3 separate regions of the Mus musculus genome follow, and regions 1 and 3 are each linked to region 2. A link is a loop called in an ENCODE intact Hi-C map of the cell type or tissue named here. Cell type or tissue: left cerebral cortex. All regions are shown on one strand. Region 1 holds the start of Mir7117 (microRNA 7117). Region 2 overlaps Ank (progressive ankylosis). Region 3 overlaps Ank (progressive ankylosis).

What was found. A loop is a pair of places that touch in the nucleus more often than their neighbours do. Peaks named below come from ENCODE experiments on the same cell type or tissue, not always from the same donor. Only the 100,000 strongest peaks of a DNase experiment are listed, where the experiment ranks them.
Region 1: a loop joins it to region 2, with 2.0 times the contacts of the local background. A loop is called at or near these places in 5 of 42 quality-filtered maps.
Region 3: it touches region 2 in a loop (2.0-fold over the local background); 2 of 42 quality-filtered maps call a loop at or near these places.

Annotation. Positions count from the first base shown.
Region 1 is chr15:27,566,678-27,574,677 of GRCm38, reverse strand. It overlaps Ank (progressive ankylosis), which reads right to left. Exons shown (of 12, transcript NM_020332.4): 7 at 7,071-7,163; 8 at 3,024-3,119. Mir7117 (microRNA 7117) reads right to left here and starts at 3,184; the gene lies at 3,120-3,184. In left cerebral cortex, no CTCF peak of the experiment used is centred here; DNase peaks (open chromatin) are centred at 3,256, 3,964 and 4,117; H3K27ac peaks cover 2,376 bases.
Region 2 is chr15:27,482,381-27,490,380 of GRCm38, reverse strand. The region is part of intron 1 of Ank (progressive ankylosis); the gene reads right to left. Among named protein-coding and RNA genes, the nearest start is that of Ank, 20 kb to the right of the region's middle. In left cerebral cortex, a CTCF peak has its summit at 3,102; DNase peaks (open chromatin) are centred at 2,180 and 4,536; H3K27ac peaks cover 2,724 bases.
Region 3 is chr15:27,531,931-27,539,930 of GRCm38, reverse strand. All of the region lies in intron 1 of Ank (progressive ankylosis), which reads right to left. Among named protein-coding and RNA genes, the nearest start is that of Gm29901, 14 kb to the right of the region's middle. In left cerebral cortex, CTCF peaks have their summits at 3,600 and 4,142 (motif pointing left); DNase peaks (open chromatin) are centred at 1,928, 2,935, 3,541, 4,073 and 1 more place; H3K4me3 peaks cover 282 bases; H3K27ac peaks cover 6,397 bases.

The sequences.
Region 1 (8,000 bases), 84 kb before region 2:
ATGGCTACTGTACAGCATCCTCACAAGCAAACATCCCCTTGATACAGTTCTTGTGAATTTTTGTCCTCTTTTCTTTAGATAGCAGCTTGTGGGGATCCAGTCAAGTTGCTAATCCCAGTCTATTCCCTCCTTGTTCTTAGGGGATTAATTATCTGGCAATCTACTCTTTTGGACTGGGCCTTTGAGACCCACCAAAGATTCCAAACCTTTCTTTTATCTCACTGATCAGGTGGTCTGCAGACTAGACTGTTCTCCTATGAGGCATGATCGGAAGCATGAACAGCAGGATGCTAACATGTTACAGCAGCAAACGCTGTTTCCCTGCCTCACTCTCCTCCTGAATTCACTTCCTCACACAGAGCAGGCCCCATAGTGAGAGGTGGCAGCTGATTGGCTGATTCGTAGGTTATCATGGATGGGTAATGTAGCTCTAGGTTATGTAGATTTGCTTGTGAATGGCAAGAGAGTCAGACGACCAGTAGATGTGGAAGAATTAATGTGTCATGTGATATTACAAGGCACACACACACACACCCTGACAGTTAAAGGTTCGGTTTAGAACAACCTAATTTTACATTTTCTACATAAATTTTTACATAGAAAATTTAGCGTCAACTCCTCCAGCCAAGATGTTGGATCAACAGACTGAACCGAGCCACAAATTCAAATACTGTCACTTATAATGTAAAAAAAACTCTGTGCTTGGGTAGAGTCACTTATTCTAACTTGTTTCTTTTTCTGAAAATTAAAATCTTTTAAATCCTCATCTCCAAATCTCCTTCCAATAAGGGCTTCTGCATCCTTATGTCTAAGGTGGTCTCACACCGAGAGATCTGGGATTAAACATAAGAAATCAACATCTGCCTGGGAGAGAGTTATAAGTATTTCTCCAGATCCTGTCATTATTTTAAACTTGCTAAAGATCAAGTTTACAGAGGTTCAAATTATTGGCCATGAATCATAGTGAGGAAGGCTCTTCTCCTCTCAGGGGCGTGGGGTGTCCTCCATCACTCAAGCCCAGCTATGAGAAGGTATGTCCACATAAGAGAAGGTAGGTTGAGCCTTCGAGCCCCGAACTGTTGGCTCTGAGCAGATTAGGCTCAGTCCCAAAATCTGGCTTCAAGTCATCTTTTGACTCCAAGTCATTTAACAGTCTCCAAAAGCTGAGGTCTGTTCCTGGAACAGAAACTTCTCTGGTTTTTTTCCTAAAAATACCCTTTTGAGTAGTTTCAAAGTTGTTCAATGTTTTGCTAACATTTTAGGGAACTATGGAAAAACTGGCACACCATAGGAAGAAAGAAAAAAATGGCCAACAGGAGAACAGGTCACCTGGGGTCACTGGTCAACTCCAACTACAGATGTAGTCAGAACTTTCTTCCAAGCTAGGAGACTTGGGTTCAGTGTGTGTCACCCCACTTCACAGGGACAGGTGGCTGACAGGTAGTGTTGGTGGTGATGGGGCTTCAGGGTCTGATGTTGTGACTAAGTGGTTCCAAAGGCTTTCTGTGATTATATGTCTTGTGTTGTCAAACACGATTCAGATGTTGGACCAGACTGTAAGCTATAGGTTGTGAGTGGCCCCTGGAGGTTTGAAGCACACTCAGGGCCTGCTTCTCAAGGACAGTCAAGCGGAACAGTTCTGAGGGCTATGGTGAACGGGGCAGTCACTGTCTACCTGTTCCCAGGAAGATGCCTCAGCCCTTGGTCCTCTGTGTGGGCTGTTCACGATGACTGCAGAACGCATTCAGGCAGTCAGTGTACAGTATACAGTATACAGTATAAATGGATGTTAAGTTGTACAGGACTTCAGGAGTAGTATAGCCAAAGCAACAAAGGAAAACTGAGCTAAGTTCAAAAGATTCCTTGATCCCTTAACAATCTCACGGCACAGCTGCTGTGTGAGTTGGCTTGTTGTTCCTTGCCTTTCGCCAGTAGTAAGCGGTTAGACTGTCAGTCTTAGATTGTACAGTATGTCCTTTGACTTCTACAGCATGTACACCTTCCCTCACGCTTTCTGAAAATTGTCTTTCCACGTGGGGGCTTGGTAAAGCTAGGATGTGTTGTTTCCTTAAGAATGTACATCCAGACTCCTGGGAGGCAGAGGCAGGCAAATCTCTGTGAAGTCTAGGTTAGCCTGGTCTACACAGTGAGTTCCAGGCCGGTTTGTGCTACATAGTTAGACTCTGCTAAGAAGAGGAGGAGGAAGAGCAGGAGGGGGGGAGGAAGAAGGAGAGGGAGAGGAGGAAGAAGAGGAAGAGCATGTATATCCAGACACCAACAGCTCCCTGTTGTCCACTCTCAGACACAGCTGTGTCCTCTGTACTTATACAGACTTGATGGGGCTCAGGAGAGGCCCTCATAATATGGCCAAGTAAGTCAGCTGTATCAGTACAATGTAATTAGGAAAGCCATTTCTAGAGAAAATATACTAATTCAATTATGGATGGGGGCAATGGCATCGGCAGAGCTGACTTGAAGTTTTAAAGATGAATTGGAGATTCTATAGCAAGAGAATAGCACCAGCTGGAGGTACAGCTCCCAGAGAAAGTTTGCCTAGCATGTGCAGTGCTCTAGGTTCAAGTCCTAGAGACATGCAATGCCTGCCGGGTGGCATGGTCTGACAGAAGGTCTGGAGTCCCAGCACTTGGGAGATGGAGCGATCCCATAGGGCAGGCTGGTTAGCTACAGTAGCTGAATCATCAGGACCCAGGATAAATGAGAGACCCTGACTCAGTCAATAAAACAGAAAGGGGTCCAAGAAGGGGATATTTATACAAACAAATATTATTCAAATTTAAGCTGTCCCCGTTGATCATGTCTGTGGGCCTGATAAGCAATGTAAATACTTCCATTCCTAGAGTCCATGGTCTTGAACGACAGTCATGAATTAAGACAGCCAGGTATCACACTGTGGGATACAGGATTCTTTCCTGTAAGACCACACTCTCCCTCTTTGTGAGCACACCCACTCACCCCGAGACAGAGAGAGCAGGGGCTCTTCCCCATCCCCACTCTCTGCTTACCGTCAGCGACAGCGCCATGCAGACAAAGGTGAACTTCTTGATGTGGGCTGAGGTGACCGTGTTGCTTGTGTTCGCCAGTTTATTGCTGGGGTTATTCTGGGGGAAAGAGAAGGACAGCGGTGACAAGGCGGGCTTATCCTCAGCTGAGCCCCCAGATCACAAAGAACACCTTGTTTTATTTGACGTGCCTTGAGTACTGATTTCAAGTGACGGCTCGGAAGATGGCTGTCACGCTGGGTCTCTGAAGCGGCTGTCGGGCTCCTGCCCAGAAACATTAACCAGAGGGGACTCTGGGCTCTTTCAGTCCTCTGCCCTTGGCACCAGGCTGCCACCTCACCCTGAAGGGCCTTGGCTCTGAAGGCTGTTTCCTGACTCATGTGTCCCCTTTTTGGCTCCAGCAGACCCTGTGCCTGGCTACCAGAGTTGGTGTCTCCTTAAATGCCATGGCTCACTGACCTCTGGGGATCCTCTCTCTTTCCCAAAGGAATAAAACTCACCTTGAGCTCGTACAGGCTGCTCTGTACCCCAGAGCATTATTCCCACCTGCACCCCAAACAGGCTCCCACATCCAGGCCTTTGTCTCCCCCCCACCCCCCCGTTGGATTTTCAGGTTTTCAGAATACACCTCTTCTGGGTGCACATCCCCTTCCCAGCCAATCTGCTTTTGAAAGTCTCTCTAACCTCTGACTTAGATAGCTTCTTGGTCTCCCTACTGATGGTGCAGGAGCTGCCTATGTCCATGGACCTCTGCGATTAAATACCGCATGTCTGGCCCACTCTCTAGCCCAGAGATGCTTTGCAGAGTCTTTCTTATGCAGAACAGAATATCAAGGGGTGTTGGCTACACTGAGCTGTAAGAAAAGCCTGTAAGCAGGTGATTCATGTATCCTCTCACATGACACCAAGAATCATAGTGAGAGGGGAAACCTGCTGCCAACCAGGCTCTAACTAAGAGGAGCTTTACGCGGAGAAAATCAGAGAAGCACCCTGCCTCATCATAGATCAAGTTAGCTCCAGAGCCAAGGAATGGAAGCTATCCATGACACCTGGCTCCACAGCAGTTGAATGAGGGGAAGGGCTGATGGTGTTGGTGGTGAGGCAACCTCACTCTAACACATGACATAACTCACAGCCCATGTGCCGGCTGGTGTGAGAACTCTTCATGCATATGAGAACAACACATCCACGTCTCTGCAGATGTAGCTGAAGTGAGCTGACACAGCAGTACCTGACTAGAGTTTCATTTTACTTGCCTGATGAGCTCTTTGAGAGGCAACAGCAAAAAAAAAAAAAAAAAAAAAAAAAAAAAGAAAAAAAATAGAGATGTTGCACACATGAACACATGGTTCATATTTAGCCAGAACCACTACAAGGCATGTGAAACATTTTAAATCTCTTCCTCTGGAGCCCACAAAGAGGTTGAAAACTACAGTAGTCAAGACAGGGAACGTTGAGGCCACACAGAGAGGTCTGAGGTACTGGAAGCCAGATGGCCTTCCCAATCATGGCTTGTGACTGCTCACTGGAATGTGTCGCAACAATGGGTGAGGTTTTAAAAGGATCCTGAGTAACTCCAGTTTCTGGCCAGAGGTAGGCTCATTAAGAAAAAAAAAAATCATAGCTTGTAACCTGTGATTAAGGGTAAGACAATGTTTGTATTGGGTGTTCTTGCTAAAGACATACAGGGTGGTATTGTTAAGTTTTATTATTATAAGGTAGCCAAAACCAACTTCAGATGGGACGGCCCCAGCCAACAGCTCACCATTTCAGTGCCTGCTCTCTTGTCTGTAAGTTGCATTAAATAATCTTACCTACTAAAGGGAGAACAGAAATTTAGCAAAGATGGCCGGCCGAGTTGGTTTTCTAGGACTCACTACACATGTGTTCCTTGAAATGAAAGCGGCAATCCTATCTATAGATTGCATTAACTCCCTAACACAAGGTCTACCTCTGAAAGCAACTCGGACCCTCATAGTCTCAGGGGTCTGTGTGAATCAACCAAAAACACTCCCCAGGAGAAGAGCTCTCCATGCGTGTGCTGCATCCAGATGTGTATAACTGGTGGTGGGTGGGAACCAACAGACTGCTGAGGGAAGGCCTCAGCAGCACAGTCCTGCGTAAGATCACTAGCCCATCTCATGTTAGGACACCTGGAGGCCCTGCAGGTGAGAGGAGAGCCAGACTTTATGATGAGTGTGTGTACCCAAGAGAGGAAGGGGAAAGGGAAAGGAAGAATAGGAGGAGCCTGGGCAGTGTGAAAGAATGCTGTGTGCCCGCTTGCATGCATGTGCTTGTGCACTGAGTGTGCATGTTCAGGTTGGGGGTGGGCTGGCTGACAGTGGTCTTTGTCTACACTTGGGGAATACCTGGGACATAGAGTGTGATGTTGGGATGGAAGCAGTTGGGTACCTCTCTAGGAAGCTGTGCTCTACAAGTCTGGCCTTTGAAAAGGAGGCCTATCCGAAGAAGGCATTGTGAGCATTCCAAAGTGGGTGTTGTGAGCCTGGCCTAGTTTGCATGACTTCATGGGTTGTTTGTGCCCACAAAAAGTTGGAGTGAGGGCTAGGGGAGGATTGTAGGGGGCGGTGCTGATGCTAACCTGTTCCCCAATTGGTTTTTGAGTTGTCAGTAAAGAAAGCTGGGGGCCGATTGCTGGGCAGAAAGTACAGGCAGGACCAGAGAAAAAGGCAGGTGCAAGAGATGTCTGCCATGCTCTGGAGGGAGGAGAACACAGTGATCATGTTAGGACTCAGGAGGAGCTGGGGCCTGTGGCCACTGCTATAGTTGGGTAGTCAAGGATGTTTGGCAGGGGCTAGGTGGGACTAGCTACTGAAGTCTAGGGCAGGTGGCAGGAGCAGAGATAAAAACATTATTAAGGGCACACTTTTCCAGGTAGGAGATAGTAACACCTAGCAATTGTGTCATAGGGCAAGTTGAAAAATAACAACCTGTATGCGTATGTGTCTTTTGTCTGATTATTCAAGGGAAGCCGGGTGGAGGCTGGTAGCACCATCACCTCCCAGAGTAAAGGAGGGCAGAGCTTACAACTACACGCAACAGAGGAGAGGGAGCAGGTGCAGTGAGAGTTAAGTAGCAGAGCCCAGCTGCCCATTTTGAGCTGCTGGAGAGCATGGCTGGAGGCCTTTCTCCCCATAGTCACTAGGGGATAAGAGAAAACATAAGTAGCAACGGCTCTGAGCGACTGCTAGGAAAAATCAGGGCAGAGCTCGCTACAAGTGTCAAGCTGGTTGCTCCTCTTCCACCTTTTTCTTTTAGAACATTATATACCATTATATATAAATAGTATGCCTTGCTAGCTATTTGTTTCAATAAGAGAGGTGTAATTAAGTAGACATGTATTAAATGACAAGCCGGACAGTCCCCACCAAGCCAAAGATGACATCAGATGATGCCTTCCTCAGAGGGACCATCAGTCACAAGAGGGTGGAGATGCTGGCCACTGAGGGTTCTGGCTAAACTGGAGAGTGGAGGTACGAAGCTGGAGAGAAGAAAGTTGAAGTTGTGACTCCAACTCCAAGGGGTCTGATGGCCTCTGGCCTCTGAGGGCACCTGTATATATCTGGTGCACATAGATGCACACAGCACATACATATACATAAATAAATATACCTTAAGAGGACGCCCAAGCAGGAGACAAGTCCTGCTACCCAGACACTGTGCACATCTCCCTGCTACAGAAAGACAGGCATGTGACCTCATAGGAGGTCAAGCCCCTGCCTCACACATCCACAACTTTGGCCATCTAGAACAGCACCCACAAGGTATGACACAGACTAGACAATAATAAGCCACAGGAACAAAGTCCAACAAGCTTCATTCAGGGGTTGCTTACTTTCCCTCTTGAAAATGCCCACTAAGAGGACCAATGTGACCAGAGGAAGCCCGATTTGGAAAAGCATTACAGAATGCGCGACAAGAGAAAGCCCACTTTCCTCCTTCTCCGAGGAAAGCGCCCTTGGAGACCCCTGTCCATCAAGCGGCAGCATTATGACGAGTGTTTCTGACACCGTGCCATAGAGGTCTCACCTTGTCAAAAGCAGGGTAGACAGCCCGGATTTCTGTCAACCAGCCATATGGCATATGACCCACGGGGTAGGTGGCTGTCAGAATGGCCACTGCCTGTAAGGAAAAAACAGACAGCGTAAGTGTGGGCACCAGCAGGAAGTCCTCCAGGATCTGCCAGGGCACGTGACAAGCCTAGAGGTACATCAGTCCATGTATCCACTAGTCACTCGACGGTCCGACACAGAGTGGAAAGGATACCGGGGAGATGATGCCTCACACTACTCTGACGAAGAACAGGCCAGATCCCCTGCTGAAAAAGCCAAGGTTTCGATCCAGCCTTCTCAGACCCTAGAACCTTGGCTCTTTCCATCCAGCTCCCAAGTCACTCACAATCTTACATAGTGTTCTGCATGCGTGTGCAGTACGCATGTGTGTGTTCACATATGTGTGGGTACATGTGTTGCATGTGTGTGGTGCAGGCCAGGCTGACACTGGCTATCTTCCTCAGTTGCTCTCCACCTTACGTACTAAGGGAGGGCCTCCGGTTCACTTGGCTCATCGAGCTAGCTGACTTGCTAGAGGATCCTGCGTTGGGATTACAGATGGAAGCTGTTGATGCGGACTCGGGTCCACAATGAGCTCTCCCCTCAAGCCCTATATGGGTCCCCAAACAACACCAGGAGCACAGTCGTAGGGCAGCTCCGCTTCTCCACCTCCATGCTGCCCCTCAGCACGGCACACGTGCTTGTCAGTGACTCCGTGCCACTGTCCCTCCAACGCAACACATTTAAGGCTGCTTGGTCCTACAGGTCCAACTCAACATTTTTACTCAGTGAAATCAATATATATTTCATATAGGAAAGGCCACTAACAGGTTTCCATGCAAAGGGTTTTCTTCTCCTGCATGAATGAAAAGGAGAAAAAAAAAATCAATGTCTGGCATCTACAGCT
Region 2 (8,000 bases):
GAGTCTTTCTTATCCAGGAAGACGACTGCACTTTCCAGATCCATTGCAGCTCCACAGGCCGCAGCCTGGATCACTGGAGAAGCAGCCATCTGTCTTGAATACAGCTCAGGGATCCTGAGAATCCGGAGAGCTCCAAGGCAACCTCCGATCGCCTCCATTTCCAATCGCATCTAGACACAGGTGGTGGCTTACAGATGTGTCCTCTCTGCCATTTGTTTCATGTGGCAGAGGACCTTGCTGGTTCACACATGCCTTGGACGACTTCAGGGATTTTTTCATGTTTGAGTCTGAAAGCTGTACCACTTCACTTCCTAACGCCTTTGTAAGGTGGGTCAAGCTCTCTGCCTTCGCCTCAGACAGCTGTGTTTCTGGAAACATCTTCCAGGGAAGACGGGAGCCATAGTGTTTGGAACTATTTTCTCCTTAAAACTACTCCCCCCAGGAGGAGGAAATTCTCACCCATCTATTGTATTGGTAACTTCTTCACGCAGTTCTACTCCTGTTTACTTAAGTGGGCGAGGAGGGAAAGGAGAATGGAGGGCAGCCAATAAAGAAAGCGGGTGTTGATCTAGACCTTCATTTAATTAGCAGATGTGGAAGACTTTAGCTGAGATGAGGAAATGGGGCTAAGGCTTCTTCCATCTCCTTGTACCTGAAACTCCACTGTACTGAGGGGCGAAGTTGCCATTGCTGGCCACAGTCTGGTTTGATGTGTTTGAAAGAAGGGTCTCTGTACTTAGCTTTATGTGCCCTAGAAGTCACTAAGTGCACCGTGCTGTTCTCGAACTCAGCGATCTACTGTCTCTGCCTCCTGGGTGCTGGGATTAAAGACCTGTGCCACAGAACCTGGCTGTCTGGCTCACTGTAAACACTAAGAAAGACTGTGAAGAGAAGGCAGTGCAAAGAGAACCAGAAGGAAGATAGTTATTTTAAAAGTTTAAAGTCTGTCACACAAATGTCTAGGAATACTACTCCCAGCTGGGCCTGTTGGTTTTCTCCTGTGATTCCACAACTTGGGATTGCAGAATGGGGAAGAGTGGAGTTATCCAGGGCTATATAAGATGTCTCAAAAACAAAAGACACACACACACACAATCACTCCTATGAGTCAAGTGTGTCAGACAGTATTTCTAAGTGTGTGTGAATTTCCTATCACTCTCTATATAGAACGGAAGGGACGCAGGAACATCTAGAGCCCACTCCTCAGGCACACGTGGGGAGCACAACCTGTGGAGAACAGGCCGAGACACACGGACCTGGGAGCTTGCCTAATAGTCAGTTGTATGTGACTTTTATCCCATCACTTATAAAAGGATTTCTCCCTTCTTCTCTTCTTCCACCCTCCCTCCCTCGCTCTCTCCCTCCCTCCCTTTCTTCTTTGCTGGAGAATGAGCCTAGGGCCTATGCATTTCACTGCTGGGTAGTATCTGCAGCCTTGCTATTGTTTCCTGTGTGGGTAAAGGGATGGTAGCTCAAGAGTAAACAGAAAGACTTAGGTAGTCAACTGATACTGTTTGGGGTCATTTCTACCAAAAACGTATCATTCAACACCAACCAAGTACTAACACAAAGTGCACAAGAGCGGGTATGCACGCGTGCACACACATGCACATGCACACGCAGACACACACTCCTGACACCTAATGAGAAGAACTGCTAAGCATGAAGGGAAAGCCGTTGGCTCTGGCCATCGTCTTACAGGCTGTCTTATGATCAGCCCCTTTTCCTCAGCACTGTGCAATTTGCCAGGAGAGGGAGGAAGCCAGTTACCCACTCAATGCAGAGCTCCCATCACACTGAGGAAGGGAAGTAAGCCACCAAATGAATGAATAGGTAGATAGTAACAAAATCGTGGGGAAGATAAGGAAAGAGAAGGCCCTGGCTGGTTCTAACAAAGACTCCTTTGTAGAGGAGGCCAGTGATGTGCAGCTGATGCAGGGCTGCTGAAGAAAGTGACTACCCTTGGGCCCTTAGGGACCTGCCACCTACCTAAAGGCAGGGAGCTTGCTCACAGAACCACAAGGCGAAGAAAGATCAGACAAAGGCAGGCACGGAAGGCTTCCAGGGTCCTCCTGTGATCTGGCTCAGAGCAGGTCCGTGCCTTCAGATCCTAACAACTGCTGTGGGCGTGGCGGGGAGTCACAAGCTGCCGATGCCCAGGCTTCCAAAGCACGGTGGGGCTGGAAGAGTCTGCTTGCTCTGGAGCCAGCCTCCCTGACAATCTTAGGATAAAGAGATTTTTCTCCTACTCAATATGGAACAAACATATGCTTGCAGACAACCACCGTTCACGCACTACGAGACTCTAGGAAATTGACAGTAGAAAACCCAGTGAGGGTTCTTATTCAATTTTTAGGCTTATCACTGCATTCTAGAAAGGAGGAAATCTTCATCGCTATTGCACCTTTTTTTTTTCTTCTTCAATAAGCTGTAATAGTTACCAAGCATGGACTGAATGTATTCTGAAGAAGACCGAGTTACAAATGACTTCCAGTCTGTTAAAAGATGGCTGGTTACATTGACCTCCCCCCACCCCCCGCCTCTCTCCAGAAGGCCAGAGCACAAACCCTGACACCATCAAACAGGAGAAGGAGAGAGAAAGGTGTTTTCATGCCACTGTGTTGTCTACTCCCAGGAAAAACAGCAGCACATACATAAGATTATTCCTCACTCTGGGAAACCACGAAGATATGCAACTGTGTGGAATTGAGAACCACTGTAAGGCTGACCCACTGTCCCATCTCCCAGAAGGTTACAGGATCAGTTTAGAAGTCTCACTATCACCTTCAGGGCAAATCCACACTTCACTTTCTAAGGTCTCGGTTTTACACCGCATTCCTTGTTTAACATTATCTAGCCTATTTCAACCAGTGTGTAAATATTTTAGTTTGGGGCTGATGGCGACCTCAAAAGAAAACCACCAAAATGCTGCCAAGGTTGTGTAACCAATGGCTTAATAATCTCCGTAAGGAAACATTTGCTCTTAAAGCACTAATGAGGGAGGGAGGGAGGGGAGCTTTCGTTTACAAAACAGATCTGTATATTTAAACACACCACACTTATTTCTGCACCCCACCCCCACCAGACATGCACCTGCGCCCTGGTGGCAGCCTAGCATATCAGATTTCTGTTCTGTGGGATCGGATCCTCACCACACAGGTGAGCCCCAGATACATTTCTCTTTCGTTGCCTCGTAGAAAGCTGGGGGGAGGGGGCGGGGAGGAGGGCACTCTGGTTCTATTTCTGACCACGCTCTTTCTCTTTGTGTAATGGTGAGAAAATAGAATCCTCACACCAAAAGGATTATGTCCCTCCAGTGTCACCCCCACACACAGATTGTCCCCAAACGACCACTGTTCACACTGCCTGCACAAAAAGCGACTGCTATTTATTAAGGCACTTCCTAGCTATGGGAGAGGGAAGCTCCAAGAAGGGCTCCTGATTGTAAGCCTTCTCTATATCCTTTACCACCTCCTACCTGGCTTCCCTGCGATGGACCCTCTGGGACTGAAACCTGTGCCTGCTGACTCTGTTCCCTCAAGAGAAACTGCCTCTTAAAGAACAGGCTTTATCTCACTAGAAAAACCTTCTCCTCTGAACACAATAATAAAATTGTTTTCAAACCGAGTATGGTGTCCACACTGGTGATCGGCAATCTCAGAAGGCTGAGGCAAGCTTAAGGCCAACTGAGGCTACACAGTTAGACCCTGTGTGCTGTGTGCACGTTGCAGAATGGCTGCACAAAGCAGCCGGTTTCAGCAGACATTAGAAGCAGATGTGAGACCGACAAACAAGTCCCAGCCATCCCTCCGTGCTGGTATTATTTTGCTTATACCTCAAAGTATCCTCACCTTTCCTAGTGTACACCCTGAGCTTAATGCACACACCAGGGTTACCAGGGTGTGTCCATGCGTTTGTTTGGGGAAACATCTAAGAAAGTTGGTTCACTGACCCTCCATTCATAGAGAAGAACAGGCTCTGTGTGACAGAGATGGGTGTGTCTGAACTATAAATCAGCGCCAGACACTTCCATGATTTTCCTTCACTCTTTGACTTACGCAAGCCCATCTGAAGTTCCTACTGCATGCAGAGTCTGTAGGAGAAGACCCCTATGGACAAGGGGTGTGCTGATGTCACACAGCAGCCCTGCCCTAGGGGATCATGGGAAGACGGAGGAGGGGAGGAGGAACAGTGCATGGCAGTCCATGTAAGACAGAGGCACTGCAGCACGTCTCAGAAGGGTGGGGTGGGATCAGTGGGACTCCTCTGCCTCCCCTGGAGCTGAATGCTAAGGAGAGGAAAGGGATTCATCCCAGAGGCAACCGGGGTAACTCAATCTGAAACTAATGAATGCTTGGCAGGAAAGAAAAAAAAAACCCTTTAAACAGACTTGACTTATGAGAAGGTGCTGAAAGGCCGGGGACTGTGCTGTGTGCCAGAAGGAACTGGCAACTAAAGTCCAGAGAGCCCGCATCACAGGGTTGGTTTTTTTTTTTTTCACACTACGATTACATTTTAAGAAAGTGGTACATATGCTGTGTATCAGAGGGAACTGTGCCCATGTTAGCCTAGGAGAGAACGGAGAAGGGGCCGAGAGAGAGATTAGGCACAAGCCACAGCCACGTGTTAGGAATGTTTGGGGACCGATAAGGGAGGGGCAGAGCCTGCAGTGATGCTCTTGGGGTAGCTCATGCCTTACTGGTGACCAGGAGCGCCCTCACCTCCTTCGTGTCTGATCATATGTGATCCAGAAAAAGGGAAGGGAGGAGGGTTAGGCACCAAGAGCATGGGGAGGCTTGCATGGCAGGCTACCCATGGATCAAGGTTCCTCCCCAGTCCTAGAGGACCCCTGCTGGGAGCACCATGCAGGGTGAAGGAGAGGGGGATTCAGTCGGGTTCATGCTCTGCAGACATCTGCAAGCACAACTCGACTCCTAGGCAGGCCGTCGAGAACATACTTTGCAAACTGCAAGTGGTCGACACAGGAGAAGTGTGGGCCCAGCAAGGAAGTACAATGCACACATTGTCACAAACTGAAACAATGCCCTAGGAGTGGTGGCACACACCTGCAGTCCCAGCACTTGCGGGGTGGAGGTAGAAGGATCTTTTCCAGCAATTCTCAACATATAGGTGTTTTCACTGCAGACAACATGATTGATTTTACATATATATTATACATTATATTATTATACTATATATTTTATGTATTATAATATTATATATTAGAGAATTCCTCTTATTAATGTGTATGTTCTAGTTAAAAAAATATTTTCTTTTGTCCAGCTTCCTAGTACCTAATGAACCTTGTCATAAATGATGCCTTCTGCATTACTTTCCAAGGAAAGGGTCAGGGAAGCTTAAGCCAAAGGTTACAAACAGGTGATTTTAAATTTACTCTCAGCAAAAACACAGCCATGACATAATGAGAATAGACCCCGAGTGCCCCTGAGGACTAACTAGAAATCTGCGGATGTGTAGGACAGGGCTAGGTCCCAAAGCAGGAAACGAGACCATTAATGTCCAGGTAGCTACTGACAGGGGTCATAAGAACAAGCAGGTCTCTAAGAAATGAGATTTATTTTCAGTGTTAAAACATCTTGAATGGGGGGCTAGAGAGATGGCTTAGCAGAAGGGCGCTCATTACACTTGAGGGGACCTGGCTTCTGTCTCAGCATCCACTGGTGACTTACGGCCATCCATTAACTCCAGTTCCAGAGGATTGGATGCCCCCTTCTGACCTCCGTAGGCATAAAGCACACACATGGTATACATAATATATTCTCACATAAAATAAAATATATAAATCTAATTTAAAAAACAAAATAAAACCTTGAATGTCCTTCATTGTGACCCCCCTGCAGCAGAAAATATGCTGGTCCAAAAACTGGCAGAGCATTCTAGGCAGTGAGTTGTAAGCAATGCCCTACCCCAGCAAAGGGCACATTCTCTTCCTTTTGCCCCACTCACCCTCTATCCCAGCAACCCACGCATGGTGTCCCGGGGGGCTATTCTAAAGCATTGTACAGAGGCCATAGCTCACCCAGGATACCAGGCTCTCTCTCTCTCTCTCTCTCTCTCTCTCTCACACACACACACACACACACACACACACACACACACACACACATACACACACACACACACACACACACACACACACACACACACACACACAGGTCCACTTCCCAGAATCCTCTTGGCTTCCAGGTCTTTGTAGACCAGTCCCCTAGAAGGCTGCCTCCCATCCCCTTCAATAAGAGGTGAAGTGGGTACATGTCATACATATATGAGGTTTTGCAATGATTACTGTCACAACTGTGAGTCCCAAGCATCAAGAGGACATTTTGATTTTAAATTAATTCTATCTCTATGAGCCCTGGCACCAACTGGCTCCCCAGACTCCATCACCCTCCTCATATGATAATCAAACTAGTTGTTCAAGTTCAGAAGAACAAGGCAAACTTTTTTTAATTCTTCTGTTATACCACTTGCTTCTACGGCGACCCCTTTGACAGCATGGCTTTTCTATTGCTGCCCACTGCACGTTTTATTTTTGTGACAGGGTCTCACTGTCTATCCTAGGCTTGGCCGATCATGTTTGATCCTTGCGTGTCAGCCTCCTTACTGCTGGGATCAGTCATAAGCATGTGTTACTGTGCCCACCTGAGCTTTAACAATGAGAACATACAACCATGGCAGACTGGCTTAGAAACCACATCACACAACTAGGCATGGTGGCAGACACCTTTAATCTCAGATGGAGCTCTGTGAGTTCCAGGCCAGCCACAGCTACACAATGAGACTCCATTTCAAAAGGAAAAGAAAGAAGCAGGGAGGGCGGGGGTGGGGGGATGGTGGGATGTGTTCTGTATGACTTTTATGATTGCAACCAGACTGTAAGGCACAAATAATGCAAACAAATAGATATGAAAGGGTAGCTGCGGAGGCTGGCCCACCTACAGCTGTTTACACAAGCATCTAGACTGCAGAAGGGCAGATAAGTAGCTACACTGATTTAATTCCAGATGGGATCTCTCTGCTGTCACCAGGCTCTGAAGTCCTAATGCAGCCCAACGCCTAAGAGTCACAAACAGTTACATATCTTCCATATCATTAGTTCATTAAGGCAAATGGCTGGAAACTGAGCACACCCAGGTAAAGTACTTGTACATTTTAAAGGAATAAATGAATATTCATAGCACTTGCACTTAGGGGGAAAAAGAACTCTAAAAGATCCCATTTACATTTATGAAGAATGTAGTGGAGTGCTTGAGTGCTTGGGGGGTGGGTGGGGTGGGGGGTGGGGGGGTGGAGAAGGAGAGGGAGAGAGAGAGCTATCAGGATCCAGATACTAAGTATGTTTTTATAGCATCTATCATTCATTCATAATTTGTATTTCTTTTGTCAATTAAAATATTTTCAAGATCTAATTAATTAATTAATTAATAATAGCTAAAACCCTTTCACAAGTCTTATTTAATTGCATGTGTGAGTATGTGTGTATGTGTATGAGTGTGAGTGTGTGTGGGTGTGAGTGTGTGTGAGTGTGTGTGTCAGAGCATAACTTTCTACAGTTAATTCTCTCCTTGCACCTTGGGGTTCCAGGGATCAAACTTAGGTCATCTGGTTGGTAGCAAGTGACTACACATGGAGCTGTCACCAGCCCTAGAACAGAACTCTTTTTTAAAGATTTATTTATTTCATGCATGTGGGTACACTGTCTTCAGACACACCAGAAGAGGGCATCGGATCCCATTACAGATGGTTGTGAGCTACCAGGTGGTTGCTGGGAATTGAACTCAGGACCTCTGGAAGAGCAGCCAGTGGCTCTTAACCACTGAGCCATCTCTCCAGCCCTAGAACGGAACTCTTTATCCTCCCTCATTTAGCTCTCTTTAAGTTTAGTAGCCCAATCAGCCACCCTGTCCAAGGCAGAGCCATGGTCAAGTCTATCTGATACTAGAGTGGCTTCTCCTCCAGCCTCCTCGGCCACTATGATC
Region 3 (8,000 bases), 50 kb before region 2:
GCTGCACTGCAGAGCTAACTGAGTAGGTCAGAGGGTTCTGGCAATGCTGCTCGAAACCCAGCAGCGATATCTTAACCCAAGTCCAGAAGAGGCTGCAGTGGCTAGGGAAGAGAACTAGCCGTGGCCTTAAAATTCAGCTCAAAAAAAAAAAGTACCCAGGAGTCATCGGGATGAACGAGGCCTTCATGATGTCAGAATTAGGTTCACCTGTGAGTTCAAGGCTGGTTCTTAAACCTTTATAGTTTCCCAAAGCAACGGCACTTGAGTGTAGACTGTGGCCAGACCTAACAGCTCCCCAGTACATGTAAAGGTGACACTGCCCCTTGCTCACAGTTCAGACCTAGTCCCACAAGGAACAGCACTGGTCTTTCCTCAGACTTCAGGCCCCAGCAGCAGTGCAGAGTGTGACTTACATAGCAGCTTCCCAGAAACACTGACGGCCTTCGGGTACCTACCCTATCCTATTGTGTCCCCTACCCTAGCACTCTCCAGACTCATGGCTGCCTATGTGCTGTTTTGTTTTTTGATACACCAAGTTCGCCAGACCACAGAACATTTATTAAAAAGTAGAAACTACTACCCTCCCTCCCACCCCCCAGGGAAATACCTATGAAATCTCACAGGTCTGAGCTGACCTCTCCCGGATGAACTGTCTAGGACAGGAAATCCTAAACTCCCAAAATGTTTAACTTGGGATCTGGGAGATCAGACAAGTCTGGTAAGCTGCAGACAGCAATCCTTCAGGATAAGTCACCCGTTCCCTCAAGCCTGCTGTCATCCCACACCGTGACAGTGCAGGCCGTTCTTACGAGCCACCTCCATCAACACAGAGAAGTCGTCTGCAGATATCTCCGGGACGCAATGCTTAGCTATCCACTCTACTCTCACGCTGCGTCTGCAAACCTCGACTTGGAGAACTGCTGGAGCCCATATCCATATCCATATCCATATCCATATCCATATCCATATCCATATCACAGCCAGCTGCTAGGGCGGTCTCAGCCTCCATGGGGCTGAGCAGCTCAGCCATTTCTGATCCCGCTTATGGTAGCCCTCATTCAGTTTAGAAGGACCCGGCCTCCAGTTCTTCTGTAATGAGGCCATCGGGTGAGACTAAATTTCTGATTGCTTGTTCCCTGACACCAGAGAACTAAACAAAACACCCGTGTCCCCGGCCTTTCCTCACCGCCTCACTGCAGTTACAACATAAAGGCTAGTCTCAACTGGTAGGTCAAGGGATATCTATCTAGGGCTTGGCTTAGATATCCTCTAAACTACTGTGGGGCCTTGTTCATATCCACAGTTTCCTTTTCCTGTTTGACCTGGCTTCTTCCTATCAAGGTTTATGTGGGCATATCTCAGAAAGAAACCTCTTGACTAGCCACCCTCTTCTCTCTGCTTCTCTCCTTCCTGTTCTGCCACCATCTGTACACAGCCCAGGTCCCCCACCCCAGCCCACCCTCACCCCCCGGCTGCACATACGATGTGCACTGGGCTCACCTTGAAGCACAGTCTGACTTGGCTTATTTGCCATCGATTCTCATATTTACTTAATACCACGAATGTCTGAGTGTAACATAGGAACAAAGATGAATGATCTATCTATATATGAGCTCCTACATGACCATTAATGGGTAGAATCCTAGCTGTGGGCTTGGTTTTATAGGCTACAAAGAAAAAACCAAGAACAATTCGTGGTAGATTTTTATGGATTTAAAATATGGCAAGTGATGGCAGGTAGACAGCCCTGTCCTTGTGGTTCTGATATTTTCCGAGTGGACAGACAGGGTGTCCCCTGATATTTCTGCTCCATCACACTCTGACCCCACAGGACTGGGCACCCAGCTGGCTCTCAGCTGTAGTCACAGGGACACAAATAGAATGCAGCACTGAGCCACATGATTAGCCTTGTAAGTGTAAGGCTCAGATACCAGTTTTTTCCTACCCCTCCCCCCTTTCACTTGCTTTAGAAGTGTCTGGAAAACAGGGCAAACTATTCCCTGACAGAGTCAAATCATGTTGAGGAATTTACTTAAGAAGAAAATCAAGCTTAGAGGATAAGACCTAGAGCCAATGTGAGAGCCAGCTAAAAGCTGAGTTGCTGGGTTGGTAGTCTGGCTCAGAGGTAGAGTGCTCACCTAGTATCCAGGAGACCTCGGTTCAACCCCTAGAACAGCAAACACACCCACAAAAATAGAAGGTGAGTGAGCCATTGTGGCTCTCCAAGTTCTGACGATAGGGATGGGGAGGGAACAGGGTATTCAAGAGGATGGCTATGCAATTCAGTAAGTGCCTAGAGCTCAGGGCTCCGACTGCCCTGAAGTCCAGGGCCTTATCAGAAAACTCATCTCACTGTTCATTCAGAAATGACTTTTCAGGTTCTGCAAGGTTTCCAGTTGAGGTCTGATATTCATTGCTGAAAGTCCCGCTTTTATTTTTTATCTTTTTAGTAAGAAAAAATGTCATATGTCTCATCTTGGGTTTAGAGGAAGTCGTAGGGCTTACAGGCTAGACAGTCGTCTGTTTTGTGTGGAGATGGTCCAGGCTGTTTTCTAAGCCCTTTGATAATAGATGATTTCTCTCTCTAAAGCTGCAGGGTGTCTGTTACCCCCATCACACCATGAAATAGCTAAAGTGTAGTTTAAAAATCTTTCCGGAATTTGACATCTTCAGGAAGGTGATATCTGTATCAGGACCAGCATAGCTAGGCACAGCCACCTGTGGGGTGACTGGGATGGCCAGCCACTGGGGAGGGCAGTTCTCCCCACGAGTCCGGGTTTCTGGATCCTGTACTTTTCCACTGTTATTGTTCTGTTCGTCTGTATTTTAAAAAGTGGTTGGAGTTAAATTGGATCATTTATCTTCCCAGTAGTTTTCCAGCTCCACTTTATTTTTTCAAGGATCTATACAGCTCTGTCTAGCTGGAGCTCCAGCCAAGAGCTTGACACCCACACACGAGGCTGTGGTTTGAAGGGAACAGCAGGCAAATGAGCCTGGTCTCTTCAGCAGTCAAACAGGGCTCTGCTCTGTAGGTCCATATTTAGTGCTTCCTGAAAACCCCCGAGATGACCTGGTCCAGACAAAAGGTGACCCTGATGTCACTGCCATTTGTGATCCATAGAGAAGAGCTTATAAAAAACAAAGAACCAATTTGAGGGGCAAAAGCTGCCAGATCCTTTTAAGTCCCTGGTCTATGTGGCAAGTTCCAGGCCAGCTAGAGCTACACAGTGAGACCCTGTTTCAAGATAGATAGATGATAGATAGATGGATAGATAGATAGATGATAGATAGATGGATAGATGGATAGACAGACAGACAGATGCCAACCACCAGATCAGGTATAGTGAAGTGAGACCTAATTCAGTGTGTTCCCATCTGTATCTTCATAGGTTTGAGGTAATAAAAAGCATTTTTTAAAATGACCCTCCTAATTTGAAAACAGATTTAATCATGAAGGGACATATTTTAGTGTCGCAAAACTCTTGTCAGCTCTCCCGATCCTTTATTTAGATATGAGCATCATCGGCTCAGCCAAATTTAACCGGGGAAAGCTTGACAAAGAAGGAGTATATTACTAAGATGACTCTAGCGCTCGCTGCTTGCATGCCTACAATCCCTGCACCTGGCAGGTGGAAGACAGAAAGATCAAGAGCAGCCTAGGGCCATCCTCCAGCTTATCTTAAAAAAAAAAAAAATCAGAAAATTCTAGTGTCCTTTTATAAAACGCTCAAGGTTTCCAGTGCTCTTAAAAAAAAAAAAATCTCATTTTTTACCATGATGTGACATTTTTATCGAAACATCTTATTTCCTTGTAGCTTTTTACATTACTCAGACACATAGTCCTCAAATAATAATTCCTGGTTAATATGTCAAGATGCTATTCATTCATGCCAGACCTAAACAATAGGAGGGGTGGGGTCATTGTTCGGTTGGGAAAGTTCATGCCATGCCACCATGAAGACCGACTTTAGAGCCCTAACATCTAAGCAAAGTCTGCTCTTGGGACGCATGCCTCTAATTTCAGGCTGCGGAGGAAGACACAGGAGGATCCTTGGGGCTTGCTAGTCTGTTGGCAAGTCTGGATTCCTTGAAATAAAGCTCTTGTGTGGAGCCCTCTGGTGCTCCAGTATCATAAAAATTACAGGGATAAGCAAAGATTTTTAGATAGGATCTGGAGGCCTGCTTGTGGGGTAGGGGTCATGCTTGGTATTGAAACTTTGCCCAAAGGTCTTTGGCATGGGAGGTCAAAGGTCCTAAGGAGAACCTACTGCGACTATGTCATCCAAGCGCTAAGTATTTGTACACATTAGTGCTGTCCGCAGTCATTGTCACAGAAGCTTCCGACAGCAACTGACACAGAGATTCTTAACTGGTCCTCAAAGGGTTGAGAATAACAGAGTATTGACTATTCAACCCTAAATGGAGCATCTATATGGCCCCGCCCCAAGGCTCACTGTGGAATAGAGGACAGGAAGAACGGAAGAGGTGGAGGATGGGGAGGAGAGCTGTGAAATGCTGTCCTCTGATTCGACGTGGCCACTGCACTCATGAGCTCAAGGGAGCTCGGCTTTCCTGCACAGGACTCCATGAGACCCATGAGACCAAGCCAAGCATTCTAGCAGGCAGCAGTATGTGGACCCGGTGTCCCCCCCCCCCCCCCAACAAAACAAAACACAAGCAAACAGCTACAACAACAACAAAACCTAGGGAAGGAGCAGGTCTGGGTAAATAGATGGCTCAGTGGTTAAGAGCGCTGGTTGCTCTTCCAAAGGACCCACGTTCAATTTCCAGCACCCACTTGAGGGGTACAAGGTTTCTTCTGATCTTCACAGGCCCCAGAAACACAACACATACAAAACACTCACTCATATACATAAACTAAAAGAAAAAGAAGAGGCTATGTTCAAGGGAAAAAGGGATATCTCTCTTGGAGGTGGTGACCCAGAAGAGTGTGAGTGGAGAGTTGGGGGTGGACAAGATATGTATGTTTATATGTGTGATATTGTTGAAGAATAAGCAAAAGATATGCTATTAAAAATAAGGTGGAGAGAGATTGAGACAGGTTTTGACAACCTATGGCCTCCATATGCACGTGTACAGGTACACGTAAACATACACACACACACACACACACACACACACACACACACACACATACACAGAGAGAGAGAGAGAGAGAGAGAGAGAGAAACAGAAAGCTAACTGTGGGCTGGGAGGAGTGCTTCTGTGAACTCTCCACACTTGCTCTGTCCCTGCTAGCCAGATTTTTCCTGATTACTCTGCCACCTTAGCCTTGGGGACATCTGAGCTACTCAGAATCTCCCTTCCCTGCTGTTCTAGCTCCTGACTTAGGAAGTCTATTGCCTTCCGTGATTTCTGCGAATGTTTTTACATTAAGTGACTACCAAATTGCACTTGGCCCCTCGGAAACCCAGTGACAAATGATATCAATGAAAGCACCTGAACAACCAGCCTGTGGGGGACCCTGCTGTGGGGGACCCCGTTCTAAGGTCTTTTTTTCCTGATAATTCTATCACTCAGATCCCAAGGTTAACGTCTACCTCAGAAGACTGTTTATGGAGTTGTTACCGTTTTCTATTCTGCCTCTGTGTTGGGGGAAGGTGTTCTGTGCACGTGTGTTCATGTATGTGGAGGACTCAGGTCAATATCAGGTACACCTTTCAATCTCCCTCCACTTTATTTTTTGAGTCAGGAAGGGACAGGGGGTCACAGTATCTGGTGACAAAGCCCCAGTCCGGTGACTGTTCTGAAGACTGGGCTCAGTGGCTCTCCTGGGCTGAAGCTCTCAGGGAGCTCTTCAGGTAAAGACCTGAACATTGGCACTGGCTCCTTTAAACAACAGGGGTCATTGGTCCCTGAGGAAGGCATCCACGGAAGTTAGCACAACCCCACTCAAGGCCTCACTGACTCCAAACAGAGGGAGATTGTGATGTCCCCAGGGATAGTAGGACAGTGGCCTGGCATCGCCCGGCTTCAGGGTGGTCTGTGGGTTATGGCCGGTGCCCTGCAGAGGTTCATACCCTGCTCAACCTTCCACAGTTGGTGGGCTCGGGGTTTCCTTACTGTCAATCCATTTTTCTCTGGCAGCTGAAGGCAAAGAACAGCAAAGTTCAGCTCAAGGCCTCCCTCTGCCCAATGGGGCTATTTCTGTCTTTATGGGTCCTGCGACATTGCTGCTCAGACTGGGCCCCAAAGAAAAAAGAACTTACATGCAGAAGTGTTAAACCTTCCCAGAGAAGATAGAGATTTCTTTAGAGTACCACTTAGGACAATAATAATATAACTGTATACTAGAGAATAAAGCTCTCAAGCTTCTGCAATGAGACTTCTTTCTGTGTATTTATTATTTAAAAGGAATCTGCCAAGAAAAAGCGAAAAAGTGTATATTCTTTCTCTGTGTCTGATCGACACATGTTCCTGTTCTATTAGACTAATGAGCTCATTAAAACTATATCAGATTCGTAAAATCTCTCTCATGAGATGGTTCTTGAGAATACTTCAATTCTTAAAAAAAAATTCTTGTAAAATTCTTACAAAAATTCTTGTAAAAATTCCTAGAAAATTCTTGAGAATACTTCAAACAGGTACCCTTTAATTTTATTTTCCATTGATTGACTTACTGACTTTAAGTGAGCACGTGTATGCCTGTGTCACTGAGCATGTGCAGAGCTCAGAAGATAAATGAGGAAGTCATTCTCGACTTCATATGGGGACCAGGACTAAACTTGGGTTGTCAGTCTGGGAGACCTGTCAGGCACCTCTACCCCCTGGGCCATCTTTCCAGCCCCTAAAACAAGTATTCCTGAATGAAAGGCAAATCACAGCATTCGGATCTTCAAAGACAAACAATAAAATCTAAGTAAACAAACAGCCAAACGGTTTCTCAGTGAGAACAACAGAAAACCCAAGAAAGATCTCGCTGGATTTATCTCTAAGTCCCACGGAGTTGGAGTTAGAATCTAGCAATTTGGGTTTTTACTTGGATCTAAGCCAAAAGATTTTTAATCTCACATAGGAGAAAAGACTAGAAACACACAAGGCAGTCCAGAAAGGAGCCTGACACGGTTGACAGCCAACTGCAGAGAAGAAAAAACTCCACAACAGATGTCCCTGGGGCCTGACCAGGAAAAAGATGCCACACTTCAATGGGAGTTGGGGAAATGAAAACAGCCATCAATATCAGATTAAAAACTGAAAACGGCTGATTACATCTAGTACTAGATAAGTACCAAGATAAGGCATAAGGGGACATTTCACACCGTGTTGGCAGGCGTGTGAACTGCTGTACCTGTAAGGAAAAAGGAACATGGAAGAAGGCTCAAAGTCAAGCTTGGCACGGTGGCACAGGAGCCTGAGGCAGGAGGATTGGGATTTTGACTTAGCTTGGTCTACAGAGTGAGACACAGTATCAAAAAAATAAAAACAGAGCAAACACAGAAAACAATAAAATTAGAAGTGTATTCACTGCTTGGTCCAGTAATCCCTCTTCAGAAATGGGTTGCAATCCTTAGTCCTGTGGCAGAACGGCATCTCATAGGCATGTTTATCACAACAGTATGGGACTGCAGACAGATGACAACAATATGACCACCCACTGGGAGAGAAATGCTAAAGGATATGGTATCTCCACATAGGGAACAAGAGACACAAAGTAGGAGGGGGAAATGCTCAATATATTGAGCCAGTAGCAAGTGTAAGCAGAAGTAAGCAAAGCTAAGCATACGAGCAGGGAGAAAGAATTAGAGAGTGACATAGGACTAGCTGTGAATACTGGCTGCTTTAGAAGGGCAAAATTATTTTAAGTTTACTCATGATGGTTTGGTCCAGAGAATGGCACTATTAGAGGTGTAACCTTGTTGGAGTAGGTGTGTCACTGTCTGGAAGTCAGTCTTCTGCCAGCAGCCTTCAGATGAAGATGTAGAACTCTCAGCTCCTCCTGCACTATGCCTGCCTGGTCGATGCCATGCTCTCTCCTTGAT